2 separate regions of the Homo sapiens genome follow, and region 2 is linked to region 1. The links are chromatin contacts, found by Hi-C or POLR2A ChIA-PET in ENCODE. All regions are on one chromosome and are shown on one strand. The core of a region is the stretch at or near the end of the contact, and the rest is flanking DNA. Distances in the headings are between cores, read along the strand shown.

The links. A loop is a pair of places that touch in the nucleus more often than their neighbours do. ChIA-PET counts read pairs that join two places held with the same protein, here RNA polymerase II (POLR2A). Pooled maps may share reads with other maps.
Region 2: a loop to region 1 is called in a pooled map, with 2.2 times the contacts of the local background. The contact joins two enhancer-like sites. A Hi-C loop is called at or near these places in 1 of 50 pooled maps. POLR2A ChIA-PET finds 5 or more read pairs at or near these places in 3 of 52 experiments (A673, CD8-positive, alpha-beta memory T cell and WTC11).

The regions. Positions count from the first base shown.
Region 1 is chr9:129,135,138-129,142,059 of GRCh38, reverse strand. PTPA (protein phosphatase 2 phosphatase activator) reads right to left here. Exons shown (of 10, transcript NM_178000.3): 7 at 5,465-5,589; 8 at 4,368-4,468. Among named protein-coding and RNA genes, the nearest start is that of PTPA, 27 kb to the right of the region's middle. RefSeq lists enhancers at 1,057-1,686, 1,767-1,926, 2,217-2,266, 1,687-2,314, 2,387-2,476 and 2 more and a silencer at 1,117-1,166. Within about 2 kb of position 2,704, at least 41 of the 41 ENCODE cell types and tissues checked have a DNase peak (open chromatin) inside an H3K27ac peak, as active enhancers do.
Region 2 is chr9:129,068,326-129,074,620 of GRCh38, reverse strand. MIGA2 (mitoguardin 2) reads right to left here. Exons shown (of 16, transcript NM_001329990.2): 13 at 6,289-6,295; 14 at 5,492-5,545; 15 at 4,656-4,772; 16 at 2,539-4,374. The coding sequence ends at 4,168. Among named protein-coding and RNA genes, the nearest start is that of DOLPP1, 9.6 kb to the left of the region's middle. RefSeq lists enhancers at 1,878-2,827, 2,828-3,777, 4,725-4,864. Within about 2 kb of position 5,045, at least 18 of the 41 ENCODE cell types and tissues checked have a DNase peak (open chromatin) inside an H3K27ac peak, as active enhancers do.

The DNA of each region.
Region 1 (6,922 bases), core at 1,455-3,954:
CCGACTCCCCAGGAGCCTCAGAGCGCCTCTCCAGCACAGGGATTCACTTGGGTTCAGATAAATAGCAGCAGCAGCTAGGCCCCACCCCTCCAGGCCCACCCCCTCTCCCCCAGGCCCCCCCACAGGACACGTGGTCTGCACCTGCCACCAGCAGAGCTAGAAGAGATGAGGAAAGGGTCAATTTGCAAGAGGACCAAGGTGGGTATGACCAAACCCAGGTATCCGACAGCCCTCTGCCTGCCATGCAGGCAGGGAAGAGAGGGCCGATGGGAGGCAGGGGTGCCTGAAGCAGCAGCCAGCCTGGCCTGGCCAGGAGGTGGGGAAGGGGTGGCCGCCACAGCAGCTGAAAGAGGCAGGCACAAGGACGGCTCCATTCCTGGTCCTCCCTCTTGCCAAAGAGTCTGACCCTCCAGGACGGAAGAGAAAGATTCTGCAGCCAGCATGAAGTTCCCATGACGTCAGAAACCACAGAGGGACGCCTGTGTGCCTGAGCATATCCCCCTGACACCGCAAGTCCAGCACATTTGTATTTATTAACCAAGCAGTTCATAATTCCCCTCGACACAGCCCCCCAGCTCATAGGCAGCATTTACAGGGGAACAGGGCTCTGTACCCCAGACCCATGCTGCAGAAGGAAGACTCTGCAAAGAGGCTGAATCTGGCAAAGAAACAGAGACTTGGAAGGTTCTAGAAACATGCGGGTGTCAGGGGAGACTGGGTTATTTTTTGAAGGAGAAAAGATAAGCCAGAAACGCTCTCCAAAAAGGGGCATCAGTTCACCACAAGAGCCCTCAGGAGCCCCCACTCTTGAGCCATGGGCTGCCACCTGGTGACCCACTCCTGGCAGGCCTCTTACTTCTCTAGTAAGGGCAACTGTGACAAAACTTTTAAGATTTAAGTCAAAAAAAACCTGTCATTTTATCCCCCTCATTTCCCTCCCCTGGCCCAGGTTCCCAAAAAGCCCATCCAAACACCCATGTTCAGGAGCAAGGACAACAGGCTCCTCCCTCCCCTCCTCTTCTCTCCCAGGCTCCACCACAGCCAGGCAAGAGCCCGAGGCACCCAACAGAGACAAAGCCCACTCTGGTCCCTGGGGGCCTTGTCTTGGACCACTCGCTTCACTCAGAATCACCCCAGGCTCTCTCCTCCAGGAGGGCAGCCAGGCACCCCGAGCCTACAGGGGCCTCACCTCTGGGGAGCTTTGTTTCAACTGCCCTGCTCAACCACACTCCACCCCCAGCCCCTCCCCCACCTCCCCACCCTACCCCACCCCTTCCCCAGTCTGCAGGCTCCAGCCCTGTGCACACTTCCAGGCCCAGGAAAGCTCAGGGAGCATGGAGCTGTGTAACCAGTTTCACTCTCTGGACAGGGCCCTCTGAGCAAGCAACCAGGAGGCACCCTGTCGGCTTTGTCGGCTTTGTCTGCCAGGGGCCTGCCCGGCAAGGGCTCCGAGGCAAAGGCAGGCAGATGGGCACTGGAAGACAAGAGCCCCTGCCTCCTGGCCAGCCTCGCCTACCAGGGCCAAAGAACAGATCCTCAAAAGGCCTCTGGCAGAGCCAGGGCTAGGCCCATGTCCTGGAGCTCCAGTGGCCCTGGGCCCCTACACACAGAAAGGCCAGAGAGGTAGTTTCTTTGGAGGGGCTGCAGGCTGCCCCCAGGCCTTCAGTACCCCAGGGTCTCCCTAAGTCCTTCAGGGAGGTTACAGTCCTTTGCCTGTAACTCTGGCAAAGGAAAACAGACGAGTGGGAGAAAAAGGAATCGGGGCTGGAAGACAAAGAAAAAATTAGCTCATTCTAGCCACAAAGGGAGAAGAGAAAGAACCAGAATGAGCGAGCGAGCTGCAGCCCGCAGTGACCCCAGGGGAATCGTGTGAGTCAGAGCAGCCATATTGAGCAGGAAATTACTCACAGACGCTGCGTTCCTGCCTCTCCACTCCCCAGAGAATCGGCCTTTTGTAAATGGCTCCTCTGTCAGTAACTGGGGGGATGGGCGGGGGTGGGGAGGCTCTGCACAGCGCCTTCCTGTCAGCTCCTTCCCTTCCAGCTGAAATCTGATCCCTCCCTTCCCAAAACTCCAAATTTAGAAGCCAGATTGAAACTGAAATTCTTTTCCTGCCTGCCCTGGGCTCTTAAAGGCGCCAGGGCTGCATTTACAGAGGCTGTAGAGGCCCTGCAAGGTGGGGTCCCTCACCTAGGATGCCCACGGGTATCAGGGCAGTCTTGGCATGAGACCCTGAAAGGGCTGCCTGATTCCACTCCCAAGTTCTCGGTGTTTTAGTTAATCTCCCAGTTAAAAGAGCACCATGGTGAATCCAGGGTCTCCAGAGGAAACACTGCCTCCTTCCCAAGCAAGGCGTACAGAACTCCATGCAAGCCTCCAGGTCCCCAGTGAGCTAGGCCAGGCCACTCACCAACTAGGGACTGCAAAATGCTGCTCACTGCTCCGAGGTGGAAGAGGGTGGGCGCTCTGGAGAACCAACACAACGTGTGCTGCAACCAGCGGCCACGTGGCAAGATGGGCCCTTGCTGCAGCCACCCCGGCTCCTGGGCACACTCCTCCTAGGGTCTACTGTTGAACACCATGCCCAAGAGCCTAGACCCAAAGTGAAAACCCGGACCTGTGGAGAAGGTGCGGAACAGCCAACAACTCTAGGCACGCCCTCCCCTCCCTGTTCCTTCTGCTGCCTCAAATAAATGTCACCAAACCCTCTCCAAGTTCAGTGTGCCTCTCCTGCCACCTAGTGGCTACTTTGAGATTTCCTCTACTGGAGGAACTGGGTCCCAAACTTTGGAAAAGCTTTTGGGGTGTTTATACCAACAAAATCAACCAACCAACTAAAGACAAAATTTTACCATGGAATCAATTCCCAAAATCCTGGAGGCCAGGCCTGGCATGCCTCCTAGTTAGAATACCGACAGGGACCCAGAGGCCTGGCCAGCCGCCGGGGGAGCCCAAACAGCTCAGCCTTTCAGCCACACCCAAGAACTCAGTGTGGCATCTGCACCCTTCTTCCCACCCTGCTCCTCCAGCTTATCCTGAGGTCCCCCAGGGCTCCGCAGACCCCCACATTCCACTCCACAGAGAGCAGCGCGTGACTGGCTTTCAAGGCAGTGAGCCAGGCTGCCCCCAAGTCCTCCCGACCTTGGGCCTGCCACACTGCTGAGGGCAGCAGATCTCCGGGAATGAAGTGGTGGCCGCCCAGCCGTCAGTCCCGGCTCCATTTGCTGACTTGGAAAAAATGTGTCATTCCCCTCTGGCCTCTGGAGTTTGGCAGAAGCCTGAGCCGAATGTTGACCAGGAAGAGCCTGGAGCCAAGGCTGCTGGTTATAACCCAGCTTTCTCCACCTCGTCGGGGGCTCAGAATACACAGCCCGGACGGAGAGCAGCCCCCGTGGCCAGCATCCACAGGCCTGCTAGGAACCTCACTGAGGCAGCAGACATCCGTGCTGGTGTCGGGAAAGGGACTGAGGAGGGATAGAACTCTCAAACCCTCTCCAGATAGCTGAGCGAGGGCGCCCTTTGGAAACTGGGGCATGGGGATGGCAGAGAGGATGAGAAGTCCTAACACCTCCCTCAAGAGAGGTCCAGAGAGCAGAGGGTCCCCAGCTTTCCTGTGCAGTCGCCTGGCACGTGTGTTTAGATGCAGGTTCCTGGCTCTTGTCCCCTAAGATTCTGATGCAATAAGCTGGGATGGAGGGCCCAGGAATGTGCGTTTTAACAAACACACTAGGAGATCTCGCACAAGTGGTCCAGGGCCCACTGCAAGGAATCCTGCCTTGGTGAGACAATAACTTCCAGTTCCAGAACCCAGCCGTGGGGCTGGCTATCCAGTGACTGCCACCACAGGCCAGGCCTGCGCACTCCCACTCCAGCACTTTGCTCGGGCCCACGTCCTCAGGCACTGACAGAGACGTGTCCCTTCGACAGAAAAGCTGTCTGCACCAGAAGTTCGCTCCATCTCCTCTGGTGGTTTCATTTTACACATCCACAGCACATGGTTCTACAGACCCTTGTGGGGCCCCACCGAAAGATGCTGACCCTCCCCCACAAACCTCCGCCCGCCCCGACCCTTTCAGACCTGCTGCAGCAGTCACCAAGGCCAGTTAGTGACCAAGTCTTAGACCCTCATCTCAAGACTCCTGTGGTGTTCAGGAGAAACTGAAGGAGAACTGGGCGGAGGACCTGACAGTCAGCAGCGGCTCTTTCGGAAGAGGCCCAGTGGTGCTTCCTTTTCAATAACCCGCTCCGGCCGGCCCTGCCATTTTGGGCAGCAGCTCTGGCTCTTCTGATCCACTGTAAGGCCACCAGCCTTGGTTCATCTGAGCCTGGAGGCAGCCATGGGCTTCTCTCTCACCCCTCCTCCTCACCTCGGTAATAAACAGGATACACTCCAGGAACATGTAGTCCTTGTGGTTCTCATTCACGGCCTTCTCATCCACAAAGTGTCTGGGCTCCAGGTATGGGTGGTCTGGGAAAAGGAATGGGCCCCAGCATTCAGAACCAGGCCCCACGACTACCTGGGCAACCCGGCCCAGCAGTCACACCCCCCCAGGGGCCTCAGTCCTGCCCGTGGTGCCCTCAACACCTCACCTTGAAGGAGCAATAAGTAACTCTGGGTTTGTGTATTCTAATGTGCTAAGCTCTAGCTGCATGGCGTTGGACGCATGACTTCAGCCTGCCAAGGTTCAGTTTCCTCACCTGGACACTGGGGACAAGAAGAGCACCTCCTCCTAGGGGCCATGACAACAATTACCACACCTACAGCACTCAGTATGGTGCCTGGTGCAGGTGCCAGTCAGCAGAGCCGGCTTCATGCTGGCAGACCCTTCGCAGTGTCACTGAGAAGATTCGGGGAGGCAATGCACCCGAGGCCACAACTAATGGTCATTTATGAATATCAGTCTGTAGGCAGTTCATTCTTCATCAAAATAGAGATGATCACCTACGCCCATCCTGAAAACTAGCTTCAAGAGTTGGGGAGTCACCAGAGCAGGCCTCTCTGAGCCCCACAGGAAGCAGGCCCACCACCCAGCACTTGGCGGCTGCTCCCTAACGGGCCCCTTTGCACACAGCTCGATAATAACAGTGGATGACACTGGTCACCAAATCAAAAGGGTCCCTCATTTTCAACATAAAACCCCACAGCTGCTGCCAGGAGCTGGGGCGCATTTCACACCAGTCCATTATGCACCAGGCGTGCGCCCTTGCTCCAGCCCATGTCACTTCCCATTATCTTGGTGGCGCTTGGCCTCCGCCTCCTCCAGCCCACCACACGGGCTCTCACAGCAGAAGGTCGACAGTAAACAGCCTCCCTCAATAGCTGGTCTAATGCCCTGCTTTCCAAGCTGTCACTGTCTGCCCTGGGCAGGAAGAAGGGAAGGAGGGAGCGCAGGAGGGGCAGGGGAGGGCCACAGAACGCAGCCTTGGTTGGGGGTGGAGGGATAGGCACCTCCCGCTCTAGTACCTATCAGCTGCGAACTGCCCCAGATGAAGGGCAGAAACTGGAAGTCATCCAGACCCCACACTCCCTGGCTGCCGGCTGGCTCCATCCTGTATGTTTTCTGGAGTTTCCGCATAACCTCAAGGTACCTGCACAGGAGGACAGGGAAAGGGAAGGTAGCAAAAAGTAAAAAGACAGTCTCACCCTTTCGGCCACTGGGAGCACAAGGAGACCCCAAAATAACCACTGAAGAGTGTTAACTGGTCTCAATTTCAATAATGTAGCTTTATTTCCCCCAACAAACACTCAGCCATCTTTTGGCTCAGGAAAGGCATAAAAATCACTGATTAAGGGCCCGGGCACGGTGGCTCACGCCTGTAATCCCAGCACTTTGGGAGGCCGAGGCAGGCGGATCACAAGGTCAGGAGATCGAGACCATCCTGGCCAACACGGTGAAACCCCGTCTCTACTAAAAATCCAAAAAATCAGCCAGGTGTGGTGGTGGGCGCCTGTGGTCCCAGCTACTCTGGAGGCTGAGGCAGGAGAATGGCATGAACCCAGGAGGCAGAGCTTGCAGTGAGCCGAGATCTCTCCACTGCACTCCAGCCTGGGCGACAGAGCAAGACCCTGTCTCAAAAAAAATAAACAAATAAATAAATAAAAAATCACTGATTAGGAAGGTGGGTTTTGGTGCCATCAACTCCTGACAACTTGTAAAACCCTGGGCAGGGCCTCAGCCTCTCCAGCCTCAGTTGGCCTGTCTGAAAGCTAACACAAGTCCCAGCAGGTTATCTCCTAGGTTCTTCTGGTTCCAACCTTCTATATTATCAGAGGCTGCATATCAACCACCTGTGAAGCATCGAGCACTGCTCCTGGGCTCCGTCACAGGCCTGCTGCAGCAGCACTGCTAGACTGGGGCCCGCAATGGGGATTTTAAGAGCTCTGGGTAACTGATCCACATCAGTGCTGCCCAGCGACTGGCTTGGGTGGTGTGGGGCAGCAGGTCAGAGTCTGACTACCTGGGTTCAGCTGGCGTGAACCCAGTGAAGACACCGGATATCTCTGTGCCTCAGTTTCCTCATATGTAAAATGGAAATAACAGTTGCTATTTCATAGGGTTGTTGTTAGAATTAATGAGTTATACATAAAGTGCTTAGAATTCTTCCTCCATATGGTCAACACTGTGTCAATACTGGCAGACATTATGTGACAATTCTTTTTTTTTTTAAGACAGAGTCTCACTCTGTCACCCAGGCTGGAGTACAGTGGCACGATCTCAGCTCACTGCAACCTCCGCCTCCTGGGTTCAAGCAATTCTTCTGCCTCAGCCTCCTGAGTAGCTGGAATTACAGGCGAGTGCCACCACGCCCAGCTAATTCTTGTATTTTTAGTAGAGACGGGGTTTCATCATGTTGGCCAGGCTGGTGTCGAACACCTGACCTCGTGATCCGCCTGCCTGGGCCTCCCAAAGTCCTGGGATTA
Region 2 (6,295 bases), core at 3,796-6,295, 70 kb after region 1:
ATAAGTGGGCATCATAGGGTGATGGAAATGTTCTCAAACCATACTGAGGTAATTGGTACACACCTCTGTAAATTTATTTAAAACAGCATTAAAGCACGTGAATCTATGATGTATGAATTATACCTTATTAAAACTGTTTAAAACAAACCAAAACAATTTGGGCACAATGGCTCATGCCTCCTACTTTGGGAGGCCAAGGAGGGGGAATTGCTTAAGCTCAGAAGTTCAAGGCCAGCCCGGGCAACACAGGAAGACCCCATCTCTACAAAAAATACAAAACTTAGCCAGGAGTGGCGGTGAGCTACTTGGGAGGCTGAGGCGGGAGGATTGCTTAGTCTTGTGAGGTCAAGGCTGCAGTGAGCTGAGATCACACACCACTGTACTCCAGCCTGGGTGACAGAATGAGACCTTGTCTCCAAAAAAAAAAGACCAAAACAAACATTTGCCAGCATTGGAGGTGGCTACTGTATCAGCTCATGTCTCTAAAATCTCTAAGATTCAAGCATTTATCCTTCTTTGAGATGGAGTTCATCCCCAGTTGATTGGGAAAAGCTCTTATTTTCAGCAAAGACATTAGAAAATTATTTTTGTTTGTTTGTTTGTTTGTTTTGAGACATAGTCTTGCTCTGTCGCCCAAGCTGGAGTGCAGTGGTGTGATCTCGGCTCACTGCAACCTCCGCCTCCCGGGTTCAGATGATTTTCCTGCCTCAGCCTCCCAAGTAGCTGGGCTTACAAGCATGCACCACCATGCCTGGCTAATTTTTGTATTTTTTTAGTAGAGATGGGGTTTCACCATGTTGGCCAGGCTGATCTCAAACTCCTGACCTCAGGTGATCCACCCACCTCGGCCTCCCAAACTGCTGGGATTACAAGCATGAGCCACCGTGCCTGGCCCCGAGAATTTTTTTTTTTTTTAGGTGTGATCATGGTATTGTGGTTATTCTGGAGAATGACCTTGTTTTTTTGTTTTTTAAGTTCAGGGGTGCATGTGCAGGATGTGCAGGTTTGTTACATAGGTAAATATGTGCCACAGTGGTTTGCTGCACACATCATCCTGTCGCCTAGGTTTTTTTTTCTCTTTTTTTTTTCGAGATGGAGTTTCGCTCTGTCACTCAGGATGGAGTGAAGTGGTGTGATCTCAGCTCACTGCAACCTCTGCCCACCGGGTTCAAGCACTTCTCGTCCCTCAGCCTCCCAAGCAGCTGAGACTACAGGCACCCGCCACCATGCCTGGCCAAGTTTTTGTATTTTTAGTAGAGACGGGTTTCACCATGTTGGCCAGGCTGGTTGCAAACTCCTGGCCTCAAGTGATCCACCTGCCTCGGCCTCCCAAAGTGCTGGGATTACAGGCGTGAGCCACTGTGTCCAGCAGTCCTATCATCTAGGTATTAAGCCCAGCATCCACTAGCTGTTCTTCCTGATGCTCTCCCTTCTCCCACACCCTGCCCTCCGACAGGCCCCAGTGTGTGTTGTTCCCTGCAGTGTGTCCATGTGTTCTCATCATTCAACTCCCACTTACAAGAATGTGACTACCTTGTTTTTAAGCTCTGCTTAAAGGTTTAAGAGTAAAGTACATGTCTGAAACTTAGGCTAAAGTATTTTGGAAATACATGAAATAAACATGGCAAAATGTTGCCGGGAGCGGTGGCTCACGCCTGTAATCCCAGCACTTTGGGAGGCTGAGGCGGGCGGATCACGAGGTCAGGAGATCGAGACCATCCTGGCTAACACGGTAAAACCTCGTCTCTACTAAAAATACAAAAAAATTAGCTGGGCATGGTGGCATGTGCCTGTAATCCCAGCTACTCGGGAGGCTGAGGCAGGAGAATGGCGTGAACCTGGGAGGCAGAGCTTGCAGTGAGCTGAGATCGTGCCACTGCACTCCAGCCTGAGTGACAGATCGAGACTCTGTCTCAAGAAAAAAAAAAAAAAGTCAAAATGTTAATTACATGACCAGAAGTGTTGGTTTTATATAGTTTTTTCAATTTTTCCATACATTTGAAATTTTTTTTTAAAGTTTCTTTTTTAAAAACCTGTAAAATAAAACTTGTGATTTCCAGCTGCCCATGAAAACTTGTAACGATCCGGCAGGCTTGGACCTGTTCCCAGTGTTCCAGCCCCTCCCCCTGGCTCTCACAGCTTGGGGGGTAACAACCTTTAAGCCTGTGAGTCTGCATCTTGGCCCGGTCCAGTGCCTGCATTTTACAGATGTGGAAACTGAGGGCCAGTGAGAATCGACTTCCCTAAGATGGTGCCTGAGCAGGGTCCACAGCCAGGCTGCCCACCTTGCATCCATGGCCTTGAGCGTGGCACTGGCCGCTCCCCACCCTTCCCCGCGGACCACCGGGGCCCTCCCTGCCTAGGGATGGCTGGATCCTGTCAGGCAGTCAAGTTGCCCCAAGTAGGATCACAGCCCCCACCAGGCTTCTCCTGACCTTTGTCCTCCTGGAACCTTCACCCACGGCACCCCAAAAAGCAGGTGCCCTGCTCTGCCCCAAGAAGCAAACAGCCATGCACATAACCAACAACATGGCAAAGTGGAAGGAAATCGTCTCAATTGTTTATTCGACTCACAGTCAGTGCACACACTCTACCATCCAAAAGTCGAAGCTGTGACAATCGACTGCTACAGGCAGTGCATGGATGTGTAAACAAACACAAATGAAAATGCAAATCAGAGTGGGCGGGGCCAAGGCCCACTGTTACATTCACAGCACAGGGTAAGTGCAAAAGAACAGGATGTCAGGATGGGGGGCGGGGAGCACAGGGTCCTTCCTGCCCTGGAGGCTGCCTCCAGGCATCAGCCTGGGAGGTGGGTTAGTGCCCATGGAACCCTCCTGCCCAGGAAGCTGCCTCCGGGCATCAGCCTGGGAGGCGGGTTAGTGCCCATGGATCCGGTGTCTGGGAAGGGGCCCACAGAAGATGGGCCACACCCAGCATCATCTCCTCTCTGTGGTGCGCCCTCCCATCCCCAGACCCCTTTCCCATTCAGGGGAGAGGGGCCCTGGTCACAGGAGCCAGTCCTCTGACCTCCTGAGTGTGGAAACCCAGGAGGGGAGTGTGTTTCTCCTGCAGGCCTCTCAACCTGGAAAGGGCAGAGCCACAGCAGAACGCGTTGGGGCCACAGACACTCGCTCAGGTGAAGACACTGAGAAGACACTGCCGGGCTGACAGGACCCCGCGGCGGGGGGACGTCGCTGCTAACAGGACTCTCTGCAGGCCCAGGGGAGGCTCTGCCCCCATGAGGCCCCAGGAGCGTTTGTGCGTTGAACTGAAGGCAAAGTGCTGGGCAGTTTCTTGTCCTAATGAAGGTGGGGAAGCTGGTCCGGCCACATACATCCTCTGACCTCCCCCAAGTGGTCCCCGGGCCCACAGGTGACAGGGGCCTGAGCGATCCCTGGTCTGAGCCCCCAGCTCAGAGCCTAGCACCACCCAGGGAGGTCTGGGCTCATGGAAGGGGGATGGGCGGGGGCAGGAGGGCCCAGCCCCACCTCCGCCCGTCTTTGGTGGTGACAGAGGTGGGAGGAGAAAAGACGATCTTTGGTAGGGCGAGGGAATGTCAAAGGACACTGTCAAGGGCCCAGTTCCTGCTCAGAAGAGAGCACAGGAGTGGGAGGCCCACCTCTGCCCCATCTCTGGATGGCCCAGGCCTGCTGCCCACTAAGGTGGCCCCACTCTCCTTCTCTGGAGTTGCAAACTCTCTGAGAAGGCGGTTGAGGTGGGGAGGGCATCAGGACAGGCCAGCTGGATGCTGAGACCATATAGCCACAGGTGGCTTCTAGCTCAGGACACTGTGACCTTCACCACAGGGCTCTAGGCCCCATCCTTCACCTCCACCCTCCCAGCACCCTTGTCAGCAGCCCTGGAGCGATGGGAGGTTTTGGGGTCCCCCACCTGGGGCATCCTGGCTCTGCCTGTCCCAATTCTCCACAACAACCCCCTCTCTCACAGCCTTTCTCTCCCACAGGCCCCACTGGTCCTGGCCTCTGCTTCCCCCAGGAACCGTTCTTCTCCATGGAAATGTCCCCTCTGGGCCTTGGGGACTCCCAGATGATGGGGGTGGGGCAAAGTCAGGGGCAACGGCCCTCAGCCACCACAGCTGTCAGATACCAACCCAGGGAAGGGAGGAGGAGCCTTCTCTCTGCCACCCCCCAGCCCGTGCCGCCTCTACTGCAGCTCCCCCAGGGGCCCATTCTCTCGGGGCAGCGCCCCATTCACGCCTGCGCTGCTGGCCGCGGGCACCCCCAGGTACCCCAGCAATATCTCGCTGCGGCGCCGGGACAGCTGCAGGATGTCGTCTGCCAGCGCGGGCAGTGACGTGTAGCGCACATTGTCCAGGTCGAACATGTCCCTCAGGTACTGCACAATCTGGTGCTGGGGGAGCAGGGCTGGTGTCAGGCCTGGCCCAGCCACTGCCCACCATGATGCCCCCCAGGTTACCTGAAGTCCCCTTGTCCACCACCAGAGCCCCAGCCGGTCCTTTCCATCCCCAGGCTCCTCCCTCCCACTGCTTCCTCTGGACCCATGTGGGTCTGGCTCTGCCCTCTCTCTGGGAGCAGGCCCAGGCCCAGGCCCTCATCCCATTCCTGGCACCTCCCAGGGCGCCTGTGCTCAGGGCAAGGGTCAGGAAAGAACGAGAACTGCTCTCTGTTTACCTTGAAGAAAGCACAGACTTCAGCAAGCTGAGGCTTGGGTCCAAGGAAGCCGAAGGCTAGGACAGGGCTCACATGCTCCGATACGGAGTAGAAATGGGAGATGAAGCCATCAGGCACCTGCGGTGGGCACAAGGCTGAGGGGCCAGGCGGGGCCCAGGTAGGATGAGGGCACCAGGCCCAGGTGTCGCATAAAGGGCTGGGCTTTAGAGGTCGCCCCAGCTCATGTACTTTCCTGCTAGATGACCCTGGGCAGTGACTCAAGCTTTCGAAGCCCATTTTAACTTCTGCAGACAGGGTAACCATGGGCCGCTGTGAGTACTGCAAGAGGTGGGGCCATAGTGGCTCCGCGGGAAGTGCCTGGAGCACGTGGCCACGGCAGCTGGTATCAGCTAGGCAACAGAGCCTGGCCCGCAGAGGGGAACGACAAACCACAGGCCAGATAGCACAGCCAGTCGCTGCCTGGGAGCGGAGATTACAGGGGCCTGACTGGGGCGGGGAAAGGGCAGGAGGGACAGGGCTCTGCTTGCTCCTGGGTATCCTGCCCCCACCGAGACGCCTGCACCAGGCCAGCTGCCAGCCCTGTGGCCACTACCCTAGGGTATCCGTTCCCCTCCCCAGTGGCCTGCTCTGTGCTGGGCCTGGGGAGGAGAGGAAGTGGGTCTACACGAGCCTCCAGGGAGCTCCTGGCACAGGGAGAGGTAACGGCGGAACAAGGGGGCCAGGACTGTGAGCGGTGAAGGCCAAGTGGCCCAGCGAGCCACCCTGCACCCGCTCCGCTCCCCACCACGCTGCCTCAGAGCCCAGCTCGTGCTCCCCCGGGCCTGCCAGTCACTCACCATCAGCAGCCTCCTCTTGGCTTTCAGGACCGACCAGCAAGCAGTGGCCAAGGCCTACATCAAAAATAGGATGTCCCCCGGGTGTCAAAATGGGCCTAGCCCACAGCCCCTCGCCCTCTGCCAGCCCAGCACCAAGCCCTTAAACCCAGCTCACCCCACTCCAAGCAGGAAGATGGGGCCAGGTGCCTAAGCTCTGCTGCTTCCTCCTCTGATTTTGGACTCAGACATACCTAAACTTGAATCTTGACTCTAATCTTACTGCTGGATCTTCTCTGAGCCTCGGTCTCCTCTTCTGTAAAGGGGCACAACACAGCACTCCCACCTCCTTTGGTGGTTGTGGGAGCAATGGTTCCCGCCTGTAAACCACCTCGCAGAAGCCTGGGCCCAGGCAGCACAGCCCGGCTGCTGGAGCGTTACTGCTTGCCTTCCTGGGGGTCCTGTGCTGGGTTGTCTCTCACTCTGTGCCTTTTTTTCCTTTTGGTTTTGCTTTCCCCTCTTTTAACTTGATTTAACAGGATGCATTAAAATGGAATCGAATTCATACCAGCACAAAAGTAAAACCACACAATAGGAAGAAAGCGCACACCATGTTGGTTCTAAACTGGGGCACCAGGCAGCAACGGGGCACCCTGGAGGCTTCTCCAGGGCAGACTCTGGTCTCCCAGGCCTGGCAGCCGCGGATCTAGGGGGTGGGGGCCCAGCCCTGGTGCCAGTGCTAGGGACAGAGGGGACGGAGCCAGGCAACCACACGGGCTGATGTGAGCAAGTGTGGGTCTGAGAGCAGGGCAGTGACCCACCGTCTCC